Regions from separate parts of the Homo sapiens genome. Here region 2 is linked to region 1. Evidence: chromatin loops called from intact Hi-C (ENCODE). Cell type or tissue: endothelial cell of umbilical vein. All regions are shown on one strand.

Region 1 (8,000 bases):
ATAAGCAAGTGTGAACCAACGTGTGTTAATGGAAGTAATTCCAGATGAAAGCAAACAGCCTTATTTTGCTAGGAATCCACGTTAATGCTTTTTATGAGTGAGGGGGGAAGAGCTAAACAATGGCTCATCTAATGAACACAAGAATCCCACAGGTTTGGAATCAAAGTAGAGATAATAAACCCTGTAATTAAACTTACACAGAACCTTCTAGTATGGAATCTATTTTTGAAATCTCACTTCAAAACACAGGACACTTGGAACATGTGCTGTCTCAATTTCCTCTCAACTAAAATATATTTTGGCTCCATTTTTTAGGGTTTTTTCCCTCTCAAGTTCCTGTACAGCAGATGACTCAGTCATCAACTCTTCATAGCCATCACTTTGCAGCATTTTGATTAAGTATGCCAAATGTCGTGTAGAGGAAAGAATGGAAACACTAAGCCTGCCAACTTTTGATTGACCATTAAAGCCAATGATATATGTGCCTGTCAAAAGACAGACAATTAAATCAATATTGGAAAAAAGTCGCCTTGACGGCTTGTTTTTATGTAAGAGCTGCCAGGATGGATTACCATGCACCATCATGCCCTTGTCAACTTTCAAACCTTTTATTTAAAAAAAAAAAAAATGTGGTATTTAAAGTTGCAGTACCTCATTCCCTCAGCATTTTGTTTGTCCTTGGAAATATTCACCGCAATTTTAACTGCAAAAGTTCTTAAGAGTACAGGAGTAGTTTTCTGAACACAACTTTTTATTGTACATTCTGTCATTTAAAAAAAAATCCCTCTAACTGTGAAAATGTAAAGACCTCTTGTTTCTAGCATGAGCAAGTGGCGAATATCTTGAGACACTGAGCTATATTATTTGGGGGCTACCAGTGGCATAGATACTCTCTTTGAAAGGTTTCTTCCTCCATTACTCAAAGTTATTCCAAAATAAATATTCTCCATTCTGTTCCTTTTATGTTGTGAATACTCAGCATAAGGTAATCTCCTTCAACTCTTTGAGAGCATCTCTATCAGTGATCTAATGGAAATGATGAGGTTATTTTACTGAACCATTCATAAACGTAGATACTATTCCCAAATTTTTTTAGTAGCAGTAATCTCTGCTTTAAGTGCTTCCCCAGAAAAAGCACGTATAAAGACTTGAACACGTGCACATTACTGAATGTGATACTCAAACTTATTCAGATTCTATTCTGTACTGCAACAGCTAAAGAGTCGCTCATGTTTAAACATAAAACACTCCTTCTAATATTTTTACCCTAAGAGCTTGGAGAGAGTTGATTTACTCTATTATTTAGCGATAACTCACTGGCATATGGGTTGCATTCTCAGCCCCACAAACGCAATGTCCAAAACTGAGACAAGACTTGAGCAGGCAGCAGAATCACTGGGCTATTTTCAAACCTGTGCTCAAAAACGCACGGCAGCTGACCCACCCCAGGTTTAGCAATGGATTAGTAGGTGAGCTGAGTTAAGGGATGCTGCAGCTGTAAAACTTCTGAGACAAAATTAAAATGGAGCAGCAAAAGGGGGAGCGAGAGAGAAAAGTTGCCCTGATAGTGGCGGAGCTGTCAGGAGCATGTGTGTTTCCATGGTGAGTGATTTATTGATGTTTATCAGGAATGAATAGATCAAAGGCTGCCAGATGACAGGCGATCAATCACACATCAAATCAAGGATGGCAATCCTCTAATAAAACAGAAAACAAGGAAAACCAGCTCCTGCCAGTTCCTCCTCCAGAGAAAAATAACTTTTCTGTTCAATCAGAGTCTGCACTATCACTGCCTTGTGCTGGCCTGATCAAAAGACATCTTTAGAGGTAATAAAAAAAAAGTGGGGGCGGGGGGCCTCTTGCACAGGACATTAAAGGCTGCTGTTTTCCAGAGAAATCTTCTGAACACATTCTTTGCGTCCCAGCCTGGTGACCTTGTTTTCAAGTGTCAGGTTCAGCCTCCCCGCCTTTGGAGGACTTTTCCAGTGCGCTCCGGCAGCCAAGGAGCAACTACTTCCCCTCAGCGCACGCCCCCTCCTGAGGTAGCCAGAAGCACCCGCCGTCCCGCGGCCCCCGGCCTCCCCCGGCCATCCGGGCTTCCCGCAGCGCAGAGAAGCACCGCGAACTTTCTCTGCTCCACGCGCCGGCCCAGGTTGGGGGTGTGGGGGAGGACGGCGACCGCAGCCTCCAGACGACTGTGGCCAGCGCAGGCTGGGCCTCCCCTCCCCAGCTTGGGGCGGCCCGCGGCCCACGTCCCGCACCTCGGCCCGCGAAGCCCCCTCCTCCTGCTCCTCCCGGCGCCCACTCCCCGCGGCGCGGGCCGCGCGCCCGTTACCTGCCGAGCGCCGGGGGGCCTGCTGCTTCCTCCTCGGCATGCTGCTCGGCCGCCGCAGCCGTCGCCTCAGCCGCCGCCGGAGTTCGCGGGGCGCGGGGACGCGGGGCCCCGGGCGCGGGCGCAACTCCGCGGCGCGCCCAACTTTGGCCTCGTCCCCGCGGGCTCCGGGCTCCGGGCGCGCCGCGGACCGCGGGGAGCCGCTCGCATGGACCGCCGCGCCCGGGGCCGCTCAGGAGGCGGCGGCGGCGGCCGCGCGGCCCGCTTCCCGGCGCCGGGCTGCGGGCGGAGCGCGCGGGGCCTGGGCGCCGAGCCCGGAGTCATCCCCGGCGCGGGCCGCGGGCGCAGCAGCGGGCGCTCGGCGGGCCGGCCCGCGGCCCGCGCTCCATGCTGCCGCCTCCCCGCCGCCGCGCTGCTGCTGGGCGGGCGCTCCTCCCGGCGCGCCGCTCCGGGCGCTCCCCTGCGCCTTCTTCCGCGAGCCGAGAGTCGCCGAGCGCAACTTTCTCTCCCCCTCTCTCCTCGCTGTTTGGGGGTCGCGGCGAGTGTTTTTAGTGCGCGGGTCGCAGCTTTCTCATTGTGCGCCAGCGAGGCCGATGCAGGCTGTCCTTTTCCTCCCCGCACTTAGTCTAAGAGGAAGAAAGCAAACAAGACAGAGGAGTGAAGCCCCCGTACATACATGCGCCGGGGGGAGATGTCAGGCGCTGCTCCACCTTCCAAACAGTCACAGATCAAACAGTGTCACCCCGCCGGAGCGCCACTTGGTGCCCCGCGCTTCCACCCGGGGGGCTTGGCCGCCAGGATCGCCGCTTCTTCCAATGCGAAATCTAATGCAAACACATTTTGATCATGGATTTTTGGCCGGTCTTGATCTTCCAACAGAAAAAAATTTGAAAAATACACAAAAAGCACCCCCCCCTCCAAGAAAAAAAAAAGGCAACAACAACCCGGAGAGTGTGTGCAAAGGGGGTGAAGAGCAGACATTCACTGGGTGGGCGAGATGAGCGTGGACTGTCCCCCCCCCCCTCAAACTCCTGGGAGAGAGGGAGATGCACTCTCGCTCTCTCCTCTTTTCAGTGAAATATAACACACATTCGGATCGCAGAGCTTTCAGACAGTCTCAACTGATAGACAGACACATCGAGCTGCTTTTCCTGCTTCAGTTTTTACTCCTCCTCCTCTCGCCAACGTCACCCTGACAATTACAAATAGGTCTCTCACAAACCATACCTGTCAATCTTTTTAATTGCTTTGTTTTCTTTTTTTCGGAGCTAAACAATATGACAAAAAAAAGAAATCTTAATACAGCATAACATAAAAGATTGTACATTGGAGGAATTCATTCAGTGTTGTTATTGTAACCCACTGGCTGATACCGGGTAAAACCCATATGCTCTAAGTTAAGTAGACATTAGTTCCTGCAGATTTTTAAACCTGTTAGTTCCCCCCCAACACACACACATACACATACACACACTTGCACATTCATACACACGCAACCACGTGCATCCAAACTACCCTTGGGTGAAGCATGTCCTACATTTGGGGGGAAAAATATCTGTGTCGCTTTTGCAATCTCAGGTTGGGGGGTTAGATTTGGCTGGGGAGGAGCCCAGAGTAGCTTTTATATTTTGGTAATTCGTGGGTAACTGAAAAGCAAGATATTTTTAAAATTAAATTTTACAATTTAAATAAAAATGTAAAGATGGACTTAGTTCATCACAGAAAAGTGTGGAAATATTTAATTTGGCCCCTCTATAAAAAGTGAATTGACATTTGGTCCATGCACGCCAGTAGGGAGAAAACGGACACGATGGAACGACAGATCTTTCTAGCTGGGTTCGAAAATGAGGTCCTCACACAGCAGTGCAACGTCTCCAATTCAGTTAAGTCCCTCGGCATCCCCACGTAGAACTTTAAAATGTGTCTGTGCTCTGGGAATTTGGCCTTCTGGTTTTCTATATGTGTGTTCTCTCCCAATGGGAAACCTGTAACAGTCTTGTAGATCTACTTAAAACATTCATGGAAAAACATGAAATCTAGGCCAAAATAAATAAAATGGCTTAGTTCCTGCAACTTGCATGGGACAGACCGTGGACAGAAAGCACGCGCAAGGGGTTCCGGGGACAGGAAGCCACCAGCCTGGGGAGCGGGAGGCACTGGACATTTCCCCGCCCCGCGGTCGGTACGGGTGCGCGTGCGGCAGCGGCGGCAGGGGCTCCCCGCCCTGCCCGGGGTCCCCGGTCGTGCCCCGCCGCCCGGGCCGCGCTCGGGGTTGATTCGTACCACCTTGCAAGGAAGTGAACGCTTCGCACGGGAAGGGGAGGCGCCTGCGCCGGCCGCCGCGCAGCTCCGGGGACGCCCGGGGCTGCCGCCGGCTCGGGGCCGCAGACGACCGCGGGACGCGCGAGTCCCCCGTCCCCCCTTGCCCGCCGTCCCCCCCGCCACCCTTGCCCGAGAGGAGTCAAATCCGGCTTTTAGAGCTCGGGGAGGGTGGGGATATCCGGTGCCTCTCCCGCGCCAGGAGGAAGGGGGAGGGCGGAGAGGATCCTTGGCCAGTCTGCGCCGAGCAGATTCAAACCAAAACAAAAAGATTAAAGGAGCAGCGGCCGGGGCGGCAGCGGTCCCCAGGCCGGGACACCCGGGGTGGTGCGCCCGGGTTCGCGGGGGCTGCGCCGGCGCCGGGGAGGCGGGGGGAGCGGGAGCGGGCGACGCGGGGAAGGGGGGAGCCAGGGGGAGGGCGCCGGCCGGAGGAGGGGCGGACCCGCCCGCCCTAGCCGAGCAGAGCACAGCCGAGCCGAGCGGCCCGGGCGGGGGCCGACCCCGGCCAGCGTCGGCGCAGAGAGCGGGCGGAGGCGCAGGCCATGCTGCGGCTGGTGCCCACCGGGGCCCGGGCCATCGTGGACATGTCGTACGCCCGCCACTTCCTGGACTTCCAGGGCTCCGCCATTCCCCAAGCCATGCAGAAGCTGGTGGTGACCCGGCTGAGCCCCAACTTCCGCGAGGCCGTCACCCTGAGCCGGGACTGCCCGGTGCCGCTCCCCGGGGACGGAGACCTCCTCGTCCGGAACCGGTGAGCCCGGCGCCCCCCAACCCCACGCCCCCGTTCTCGCCCCGGGCTCGCGCCGCGCCGCGCCGCTCCCGCAGTCCCCAGCCCGCCCGCGTGCCCACACTCCGGCGCGCGCTCGGGCGCACAGCCTGAGTTTGCGAGATCCCGGGAAGTTGAACCCGCCGCCATCTGGCGAAGGCGAATGTGATGTGACTGTTGCTGGTGTGAATATCCGATGCCACCGAACGTCCTCATAACTGAGGGTTATTTTAATTTGGGATTCCCCTCCCCTCCTCCAGCCCTCCCTCCTCCCCCTCCCGCTCCCGAAATAAAACCGACGGGACCCAGAAGGGGAGGCTCCCCGCCGGGCCGCCCGCGCGCACCCACAGTTCCTGCGTTGACATAATCTTTAGGGTGGAGCGGGAGCAGCCTGGACGCAAACTGCGACGTTTAGGTAAACGTGCTTCGGAGGAAGGAGGCTGGGACCCGGCTGGCTTTCCCTGTTCCCTCCAGGTTGGCAGCCGCCTCGCAGTGGCGGAGCCTGTCGTTGGATGTGTGGGTGTGCACCTCGCCGGTGTTGTCTGCGTGCTGTCAGTGCAGTGTGACTGTTGTCTGTCCCCTGAGTGTTAACGACCGCCGCGTGGCGCGTGTCCCGGGCAGCTGGGCCAGGGTCGGGGTGGGGGCATGGCTGCCTTTGCCGGCACGTTTTGCAGACATTCAGGTGACACCGGGTTGTTGCGAGACCTTCTGGCTTTTCCATTCCCCGCGCTCCCCACCGTCGTGTTTCCGCCTCACTCATCTTTAGTAACTGGCGAAGCAACAGGGAGGAAACGGACCTCACTCTTTATCGGAGCCATGCCCGCTTAGGTCTTTGCTCCGTGGGTCCCTGGCTGCCCGACTTGACTGGCAAGGCGCTCCTCTATGCCCTCTGCAGAGGCCTGCAAAGTCCCATCGAAATGTTTACGGTGCTGCATGTGTCAAGTTGAATAATAATATCGAAAGGGAGGAGTAAGTTCTGACTGTAACTATGTTGTAAATTGTGTACTAGAAAGTACCGTAAAGTCCCTTGCACGGACTGAAGGACAAAATGTACCTTCCTAAGTAGCTTGATGCAGCATTTAATTTGTCCATTTTCGAGATTCCTATTAGCCTTCCTAACAAGACTGTAGTATGGAAGAATGCTGATCACGATATAAAACTTTTGGAAACCTTTTGGGAAGAATGATTGAACCATGGGTAGGATTGTGTGGAGGCGGGGGTGGGGGGCTGGTCTGGAATGGCTTAAAGGGGAGTGTGTAGGGATCCTTGAAAATGTTTGCATTGGCTGTGGACACAGCAGAGGATTGATTCATTATGGGATGAAATGCCAGTGCTGTTGAGAGTAAGAGCGTGCACCCAGCCCAGCTAAAAAGAAGGGCTTGAGTATGTGTTCACGTGGAGCACACAGAACGCATGAGTGATTTGCTAGAAGTTGAGATGACACCAGACTGAAAAGATTTCCAAACAAACTTTAACGGGCAAGAAGTTCCACACAGGGTTTTTCCCTTTTTCTCCTTCTGATAAAGTGTACTCTTGATTGCAAACACTAGTATAAACACACACAAAAGTTTGTGAATAAAATTCCTTTTGGAAATGGTGTGATATGGGGAGGAGGCGACTGAGCGAGGAAGGGCAGGGGGAAGGTGAGGCGTTAGAGAACTATAAGCCACAGCCTGGTGGGACCACCTGCCTTTGGTGGAGAGGTGGAGAGGGCTCCCGCCGGGCTGCGCTGGGTCTCCTGGGCCTCTCTACCTGCGAGTGTTAATAAACTCTGTGGGGTTTTTTTTCCTCCTGTGATTCCTCTCCCTTCAGGCTTACTGCTGCCCTGGGACCCCTCCCTTTCCCCTTCCCCAAAGGGCAAGTTCTCCCCTGGGGAGAGAGGCACAGCCAGGGTGCCTAGGCACTGCCTGCCCTGGGTCACCAGGGTTGGTCCTGGGGCGGGAGACAGGTGGATCCCTGAATTTTGTGGTCAGAACGCGGGAGTGCAGACTCCCATGTTTGGAGCTCCCCAATGTGCTCCACTTTAAAATCCATGCCTCTTTTTTCCCTGCACACACGCCAAGAATCCTTTTAATATAAATAGTATCTCCATATGAACAACCTAACCCCTAGTTTCTTCCTTGAATCCTTAAGGGAAAAGAATGGGGACAGTTTTCTTTTGAGTTGGGAGGGGACAGAATCTTTGCCTCCCGCTTTCCCTACTCTGTTGGAAAATCTGCTCCCACCACCACGTTGTAGGAAGATCCTGTGTTCTTGCAAACAGTGTCAGTGGATGTGACATTTTACCGAATTTTTTAAGAATAGAGGCTTAATAATTCACTGCAGGTTAGTTCATTTTAATCCTAGACCAAATCTCCCCTAAGCAATGTTAATTGCTTTAAATTTTATGCAAGTGCCTCTCATTTTTATCATCTTAAAATCCGCTCTAGAATGAATTGAGTAAGCCTAAATTCCCTTGTTGGGAAAGATGTTTGGTGGTTTTAATTGTGCTCTGATTTTTTTTCTTTCAGTGAACAATTTGCACATTTCATTGCATCTTAGCACAAAATACAAATTCTTCATTCACAGGGAGGGATGTGCTTG
Region 2 (8,000 bases), 610 kb after region 1:
CAAACTGTTAAACCAGGATTATTATATCTGGAAACTACTGTATGAATAAAAGCAATAATCCTCTAAAGGAAAAATGACACTTAAAGAAGACAATGTTGGAGACCATCATCTCTCTCTACCTTCTCCCGCAAAAGGTTCTCCCTTCAGTGCTCAATTCTAGAAGTTCTAGATTTTACTTTATTTAGGGAGGCTGTAATTCCTTTACACTCCTACACCGCCATCAACTTCTTGCAAGGCTATTTCTGGGTTTTATTCCAGGTAGTTGGAATTGCAAGATAATCAAGTAAGCAGGGAGTTAGTACAATTATGATCTACCCATATAATTACCATAAGGAGATGTTCTAGTCACAAGACAACACTGATAAGAACAAAAAGCCTTTCCACTACAAAAAATATATACAGATGTGGATCCCTCACTAGTGATGCAAGCAAGATACATATGTAGGTGTAGCTATGTATACAGATATGTATGCATATATTGTATAGGGACATGTTTTGTACTTCCTTTCTGCTCCAAATGACTCATACTCCATTAAATTCCACAATATTTACTGATTCCCCTCGAAACAGTTTGGATGTGCATCCCCTCCAAATCTCAGGCTGAAATGTAGTCCCCAATGTTGGAGGTAGGGCCTGGTGGGCAGTGATTGAATTATGGCGGGGGTGTCCCTCCTGAATGGCTTGGTGCTGTCCTGAGATGGTGAGTGAGTTCCCATGTGACCTGGCTATTTAAAAGTGCATAGCACCTCCCCACTCTCTCGCTCCTGCTCTTGCCATGGGATATGCAAGCTCCCCGTTTGCCTTCTGCCATGATGGAGAGCTTCCTGAGGCTTCACCAGAAGCCCAGCAGATGCCAGTGCCACACTTCCTGTAGAGCCTGCAGAACCGCGAGCCAGTGAAACCTCTTTTCTTTGTATATTACCCAGCCTTGGCTATCTCTCCATTTTAGGCAATGCAAGAATGGCCTAACACCCCCTTCTATGAGTAAGACATCATGCCAAGAGACTTGGGATGCATACACATGAAGGCCGGTCTTGCCATAATCTTGTGAAGGACACACACACACACACACACACACACACACACACAGACATACACACACACACACACACAACTAACTGAAGGAACCAAGGCTGCAGTGAGATGCTGGTGGTCCTCTGGGATTGCAGACTCATCCATACAACTGCCCACTCAACGTGTTCACAGAAATGAGCCCACACTGAAGTATCTTACTGGGGCAACTGCTCACCTTCCATCACCACACAGGGAACACCAGGCTCCACCCAGTCACCCGAAGCAGACACATCAGTGTCCACCTTGACTTGTCCATCTCACCTACTCCATCCCCGAATCCACTCCACTAACTGAGCATGTACAATCCACTCACTTCCCCTACCTCTGGGCCACTATCCTAGTTCAGACTTCTGTGATGTCTAACCTACTATAAATGCAACAGCCTCTAAAAGATCCCTGTCCCCTAGCCTTACACCATGCCAACTGGTCTCCGTAGTTGCAATCAAAGTGCTTAAAACAAGCAAAAGGGTGTACATGTCACTATGCTGCCTACATTTCTTCAAGAGGGCCTCTCCAGCCTTATTTTCCACACCTCCTCTTATACTCCGTGATCCAGCCATCCTAAACACCTTTTAATTCTTGAAATGTTCCACATTACCTTTTGACGCTTGGAAGTCTTCTATCCAAAACTGGATTCCCTAACCGCTCTTTATCTCTTTGCCCAGTGAGTTCCTGTTCATTCTCTGGTCGCCATTCCCTCTTGGTATTCCTCCCTAACCTCTTTAAGCTTGCCAGGTTCAGTGGTTATGCTGGACATTTTTGCTTTTAGGGCTACCCACAGCCCAAGCTTCCTTCTATTTAGTAGGACTCCTTTGAGGTGTGGGTCTTTGCGAGGGATAAAGACCATCTCTCTCCATCTCTCTGCTCCCTGACAACTACAGTGGCTTGGCAAAAAAGGTCACAAAGATGCAGGAGCAATAAGAGATTTTTCAGTGGTAGAAGAGAGTCAACAGTCCAGCAACAGAGGTGGCAGTTTCTCCAGTGGCAATGTCACCAGCAACAAAATTCTAGGCAGGCTATTTACGTGATATTGCCTTGGATGTGGCCCCAGCCAGCCAGCCTCTTTTGGTTGCTGCCTATTTTCTGAATCCAGTTCCCCAGCCTTCCCATCAATTCTGAAAGCCATCTATAGCCTTCCAATAAATTCCTTTTCTGCTTAAGTCAGCCAAGTCCATTGCCATGGTTGACAACCAAGAATCATGAATGGCACTGTGACACTCTGTGGGCAGGCCATCAGACTGCACTGCCAATGCGCATTTGCTTGTCTATATTCCCCACTATCTTGTTCATCATTTTACTCTAGTGCAATGGCTGGCACAAAGCAAGCATGCGGTAAATGTTTCCTGAATGCATTACTTAATTCCACTAGTCATCAGAGTTGGAAAGCAAGGAAAACGCTCAGTGGAGGACCACAGTGCATTCCTAAAAAACCAATCTCAACTACAGTCGAAAGAGTCACAACTATCAATTAGAAACATACAGCTTAATTTATTCGCCTATTCATAGATTTAGAAACTAGGCTTCTTCTCACTATCTGGGATACAAACCACCTTCTTAAAGGAGATGAGAAAGAGAAGAATCAAACTAGGAGAGTATATTTTATTAAGATTAGCGAGTTCTACTCTAATAAAACAAACCTAATCGGAATGAATGTTGGGGAAAATGTCCCTTCAACCAGGTGAATACCCACTAGTCCTTGAGACCTATCTCAAATCACATATCCTGCAAGAAGCTTTCACCACTCCCCACCATCAATCAGCCGTAACTTCCACTGTGCTCCCACATCTCTATTTTAGTAAGCAGAAAAAGGTATTATATATATTTATTTATGTGTCTATTCAACCAGATCTCAAAATCCTCTAGGGAAGTATATTACTATTTCCAACACCTAGAAGGGTGTTTGGCATAAAGCAAGAACCAGTGTTTTTGAAGTGGAGCCACTTTGCTCTGCTTAAAAGGTACCAATGGAACTGTCCTATTGTTTGCAACTTTTCTGTAAATCTTAATTTATTCCGAAATAAAGTTTAAAAAAAAATGCACCAGTAGCAACTGTGTTGTGAGCAATTATCACACCTGCCTTACATGTCACGCAAGAAGAAAGCTTTACCTTGTACCAGTAGCAGTAATTTTGTATATAGCAAAGTGAGTCTCAGTTTGTAAAAAGGGAATAATTCCTACTACACAAGATTGCTGTACTAAATGAAGCACAGTGAGTATGCCAAATGACATATAAGCTCTTCTTAATAAGGTTCTGATGAGTATATGTTAGGGCCCCTGTCTACAGTGTTCTAAATGGACCAGCACTTCACCACAAAACAGATACATACTACGACTAGGATGTCACCAGGCATAGACTGCAAAGCTGTAACTCAAATCACTATTAAGACTGTAATTACTTATAAAAGTATTCTACATGTGTGTCCACGGATGTGGGATGTCCTATTCCAAAACTCCCCAATGAAATAAATGGCTACTCAAAACCCAGCGCAACCGACAGAGGTCAGCGGCCACTGCACCCCGCCTCCACCAGCTTAAACTCCAGAAGGAGGCCAAGCACCCAGGGCGTGCTAGCTGGCTGGAAAGAGGTGAGCATCTACTGAGAAACCCACTGCTGCCCGCAGCGGTGTCAGGCAGCCGCGGGTCTCCCCGCAGTGGCGCAAAGCGAGCTGAAGTCGGGAATGGCTAGGACCCTTCGCTGCCACCGCGGTGCTTTCGGCCACCGCACTTGTGTGCCCTCCGCCCGCCCACACCAGCGTCGCTTAACGGAAGAAGGCGCGAGTAGCAGCGGCGCAGCCAGGGCACCTGGGGGTGACACGAGAGTGGGCGGGCGGTCCAGGGAGCCCCTGCTGGAAACCAGACGCTAAAGCTTGCAGCTGTGCAGCTAGGGGAGCATCTGTTTTCCACTTGAGAGCAACCCGGGCACGCGAGAACGGCCCGATTTCGGTGCAGGGGTGCGTCCCGAAGGAACGGGGGACTGTTTCTGCGCGGACAGGCGAACCCGGCAGGGGAAACCGAGGCCACGCTAGGTCCGCAGCCCCGAGGTGTCCACAAGAGCTCCGCTCGCGCAAGGGCGCGGAGCGAGGCTGCCCGCGGGACCGGCCTGCGGAGCGAGCGGGTGAGAGGGCAGGGCGGCAGCTGGGGCCTGGGGGAGGAGGGCGGCGAGGCAGCGTGAGCGAACGAGCGAGGGTGTGTGTCCGGGCGTGAGTCTGGGCGGGTGTCGGGAAGGAAGGCGACAGGGAGGGGCGGAGGCGGGGGGAGGGGGGAGGAGAAAGAGCGAAGGGCCCAGACGGGGCTCTGGGCGCCCAGCCGCCCGGCTTCGAGCCCTCAAGCCACCGCCCCCAGGCCCCGCGCTGACGCTGGACGGTCCCCGCCTCCAAACCCCCCGCCCCGGCCAGAGAATAACTTACCTGTTTGGCGACGGAATCGCTCCTGCTCGCCCCTCTGACTGACTCCTCCGGCTCACCGTCTTCCCTTTGGGAGGAAGAGGCGGGACATCCTGTTTCTCCGTCGAAGGACTTCCGGTGGCTTCCAAGGCGACTCCGTAGTGGATGCAGCGCCGGACGCCACAGCCGAAAAACAGAATCTTGGAACTGGTTTAGTACAATCCAGGTCGAGTTCCTTGTTTTTTATCCGAGTGGCCGGCAGGCCCATGTGCTGTCTTGTTTTTAACACATCAGCTCTTGCCGGAAGCCGCTAAGAGATAAAATAGGAAGTCCCACCCTTCCCTTAGAGAAGGAAAACGGAGAGCCGAAGGAGTCAATCTAAATTCGATGAGCGCGTCGGGCTCCAAGGCAGGCGCTGTCAGCCCGGGAGGGCTGTCTGGGATTTCTAGAGGGTCCCAGAACGGGTTCTTCCCAGGCCGATCCCGCCTGCTTCCTGCCCCGTCTCTCCACCCGCCTCCCGCCCTCTGTAAGGGACCCCGAGGGCGGCGCCGGAAACACGGAGAAGGCCCAGAACGGCGCGGGACCCGAGAGGCCTACGTTGGCAAACGCAGCCCGCTGCCCCTTTGCTCGCTTCCCCCGGGCCTGGAGTGGCTCCTGTCGCTTCTGGCGCTCCGATTTCGAGAAATGACTTTCAGCTGTGCAAGGCGAGAATGCTACTTTAGATGATGAGAAAAAATCTCTCGAATGGCTCCCAAAATGAGGTCCTTGTTTAAGAGGCCACAGGAAGCCGCTAGCCGAACTCTGATACCAAAGAGGAGGCCAAGAAGCGGACTGTGGCTTGGTGACCTGTTTGGTATTGCCAAATTTTCAGCTTTTATTAAAGCTGAAACACCTTGGCTGTTTAAAACGTTCGACAAGGACTTTTTTATGAACGTTAACGGCACAGCATACGGGTTTTTTGGAAAAAAAAAAAGGCAGGACTTCAGCCCGTCCGCCCCCTTGTGCAGGTCCATTCATGAACCTCGAGTTAGAGGCCTTTCTTCTGAAACTCAGAATCTAGTAGGGAAGACCTGTGTAGACGAATAAAAATAAATACATCACAGCTTGTTAAGTGCTGTGACAAAGAGGCAGTGAAATCCTGCTTGAGGTCATCTGCCTTGCTAAAGAGGTTTGACTATGTTGTAGGCACAGGGTTAGGGTTAGACTCTGTAATGGGAAGTTATGTGATCAGATTTCTGTTTAGGAAGATCACTGGCCAGGCGGGGTGGCTTACGCCTGTAATCCCAATACTTTGGGAGGCCGAGTCGGTGGATTGCTTGAGGCTAGGATTTTGAGACCAGCCTGGGGAAACCGCGTCTCTACTAAAAATTTGAAATTAGCCAGGCATGGTGGTGCGAGCCTGTAATTCCAGCTACTTGGAGGCTGAGGCGGGAGAATAGCTTGAACCCAGTGGCGGAGGCTGCAGTGAGCCGAGATTGCGCCACTGCACTCCAGCCTGGGCGACAGAGCGAGATTCCGTCTCAAAAAAATCATTGTAAGTAATTGGATTTTTGTGTGTGTGTGATGTTCTGAAGATAGGCTTTCTAGGCCAAATCGTCACTCAAGGCCAATTCGAACACAATTCAGTTTAAATCAGAATACATTCGAGTGATAATTCCTTACCTTTTTAAATAGTTCATAGAAAACTTTTTGTAGACATTATCTGGTTTAATTCTGATTGTAATCCACATGAATTCTCTTATCCACAGTAAGGAACAGTAATTTAGAAGACTAATAAACTGTTCCAAGATCACACAGCTAGTAAAAGTGGAACTCAACCTAAAACTCCAGAGTCAAGCTTTTCCATCATGTAGACTCAGTTTAATAGTAATAGTTAATTAAAAATTCTAGAGAAAAATGTGGGAAACAATTTCCTCACAAGTGACCAGCTGCAAATGTTATTTGTATTCCATTAACCAACATTTATTGGGTGCCTGTTATATAAAAGATAAAACTGGGTTCTGCCTTCAAAGAGTTCACTTGAAATTTAAAATTTATGTGAAAATTTAGCACTTCCTACAGTGTTTTAATAGCTATTTCAACAGTGTTGGTGTTGTATGACAAGGTGATAAATTTCTTGACAATAACAATAGCACAATTCTGTATATGGATTGGGCATTCTGTGATCTTTGGGTGATTTATCTTGCTACCTTTCTTACCTTGGGGGTTTAGTTAACACTTATGTTCCTCCCCTGAGCAGTGAAGTAAAATCTAAGTTTATGTTTCAGTTCTATTTTGAGTATTTTGAGTTACTAAGACAGGACCTTAAGGAAGTCAGTTTGACCTCATTTCCAACTGAGAGAGTCCATAGATGTCATTCAAGACTAATTTTCTGATTCTAAGGAAAAAGGGAAGTCTTTTTTTTTCTTCCTCTCTTTATTTTTGAATGAATAATGCTTGACATGGACAACACAGACTTTTAGTGAAGACAGAGAGTCCTAGTGATGAAACCACCTTTGCAAAAATTACAACTGAGAAAATTATGACAGTGAAAGAGATCTGACCTAACCAATTCCATCTTGCTTCTAAACTCTGTCCTTGTTCATTCCTGGGCATAGGCAGAACTAACTCTGGAAGGAACTTAGTTTATAGTGTAACTTTGAAACAAAGATGATAACAGCTCATTCTGAAAACAAACCCCTTTCTGGCCTGGGGACCAGACTGCCTTTTTAGGGCTAGCAAATTAGCCACAAGATTAGAAATTACAGTTTAGGAATAATGCAGCTAGAGGCCACAAGATTCTAAACCTCCCCAATTGTTCCTAAGGATAATATCACTATTGTAAAACCCAAGATTGGTGCTTAAGATGTTTTTCAGACCCCGCACTCATGGATCAGCTGGCATCACTCAGATGGATAAACTGGCTCATCTAGTCCTGTAGCCCCCACCCAAGAACTGACTCAGTGCAAGAGGACAGTTTCAACTCCCTATGATTTCATGTCACACCAGAGCCATCAATTCTCCCCGCTCCCTGGTCTCCTACTCCCCCAAATTATCCTTTAAAAATCCCAGTCTCTGAATTTTCAGGAGACTGCTTTAAGTAATAATAAAACTCTGGTCTCCTGTTTAGCCAGCTCTGTGTGAATTAAACTCTTTATTGCAATTCCTTTGTCTTGATGAATCCACTGTCTGGGCAGCGGGCAAGATGAACCCGTTGGGTGGTTACAATGACACCAGGAACCCCTGGGATCAAGACTTGCTCGAAGCCAGCCACACTTGAGACCTGTTAACCAAAAAAAAAAAAAAAAATCCTTTTCTTATTTAAGTCCAGTTTTCTTTTACTTGCATCATGAAGCAACCTAAATGATAACAGAAGTTTTATTGCCAAATATACCAGTTACAGTCTTAAGAAAGTCGCAAAGGAAAAACTCAGAGCAAAGATTTTCAGTCTTCATAAGTTCAAAATGTATACTTTTATCATGTCTGAGAAAAGAAAGCAATCAATATATTCACATCTTTTTCTGGGTATATGTGATATTTTTCCATTGGATAATGAATAGTAAA

What was found. A loop is a pair of places that touch in the nucleus more often than their neighbours do. Peaks named below come from ENCODE experiments on the same cell type or tissue, not always from the same donor. Only the 100,000 strongest peaks of a DNase experiment are listed, where the experiment ranks them.
Region 2: a loop joins it to region 1, with 4 times the contacts of the local background. A loop is called at or near these places in 19 of 110 quality-filtered maps.

Annotation. Positions count from the first base shown.
Region 1 is chr18:75,206,252-75,214,251 of GRCh38, reverse strand. PTGR3 (prostaglandin reductase 3) reads left to right here and starts at 5,113. Exons shown (of 2, transcript NM_175907.6): 1 at 5,113-5,402. The coding sequence starts at 5,194. TSHZ1 (teashirt zinc finger homeobox 1) reads right to left here and starts at 3,455. Exons shown (of 2, transcript NM_001308210.2): 1 at 2,336-3,455. The coding sequence starts at 2,375. RefSeq lists silencers at 2,142-2,461, 4,399-5,438, 5,464-5,639 and enhancers at 3,344-3,638, 4,678-5,608. In endothelial cell of umbilical vein, no CTCF peak of the experiment used is centred here; DNase peaks (open chromatin) are centred at 431, 1,851, 3,511, 4,401 and 1 weaker place; H3K4me3 peaks cover 4,904 bases; H3K27ac peaks cover 3,804 bases.
Region 2 is chr18:74,594,419-74,602,418 of GRCh38, reverse strand. It overlaps ZNF407 (zinc finger protein 407), which reads right to left and starts at 4,549. Exons shown (of 9, transcript NM_017757.3): 1 at 4,482-4,549. It overlaps ZNF407-AS1 (ZNF407 antisense RNA 1), which reads left to right and starts at 4,584. Exons shown (of 2, transcript NR_024484.1): 1 at 4,584-5,991. RefSeq lists enhancers at 3,554-3,773, 4,564-4,773 and a silencer at 4,164-4,463. In endothelial cell of umbilical vein, no CTCF peak of the experiment used is centred here; DNase peaks (open chromatin) are centred at 4,128, 4,588 and 5,018; H3K4me3 peaks cover 2,422 bases; H3K27ac peaks cover 2,231 bases.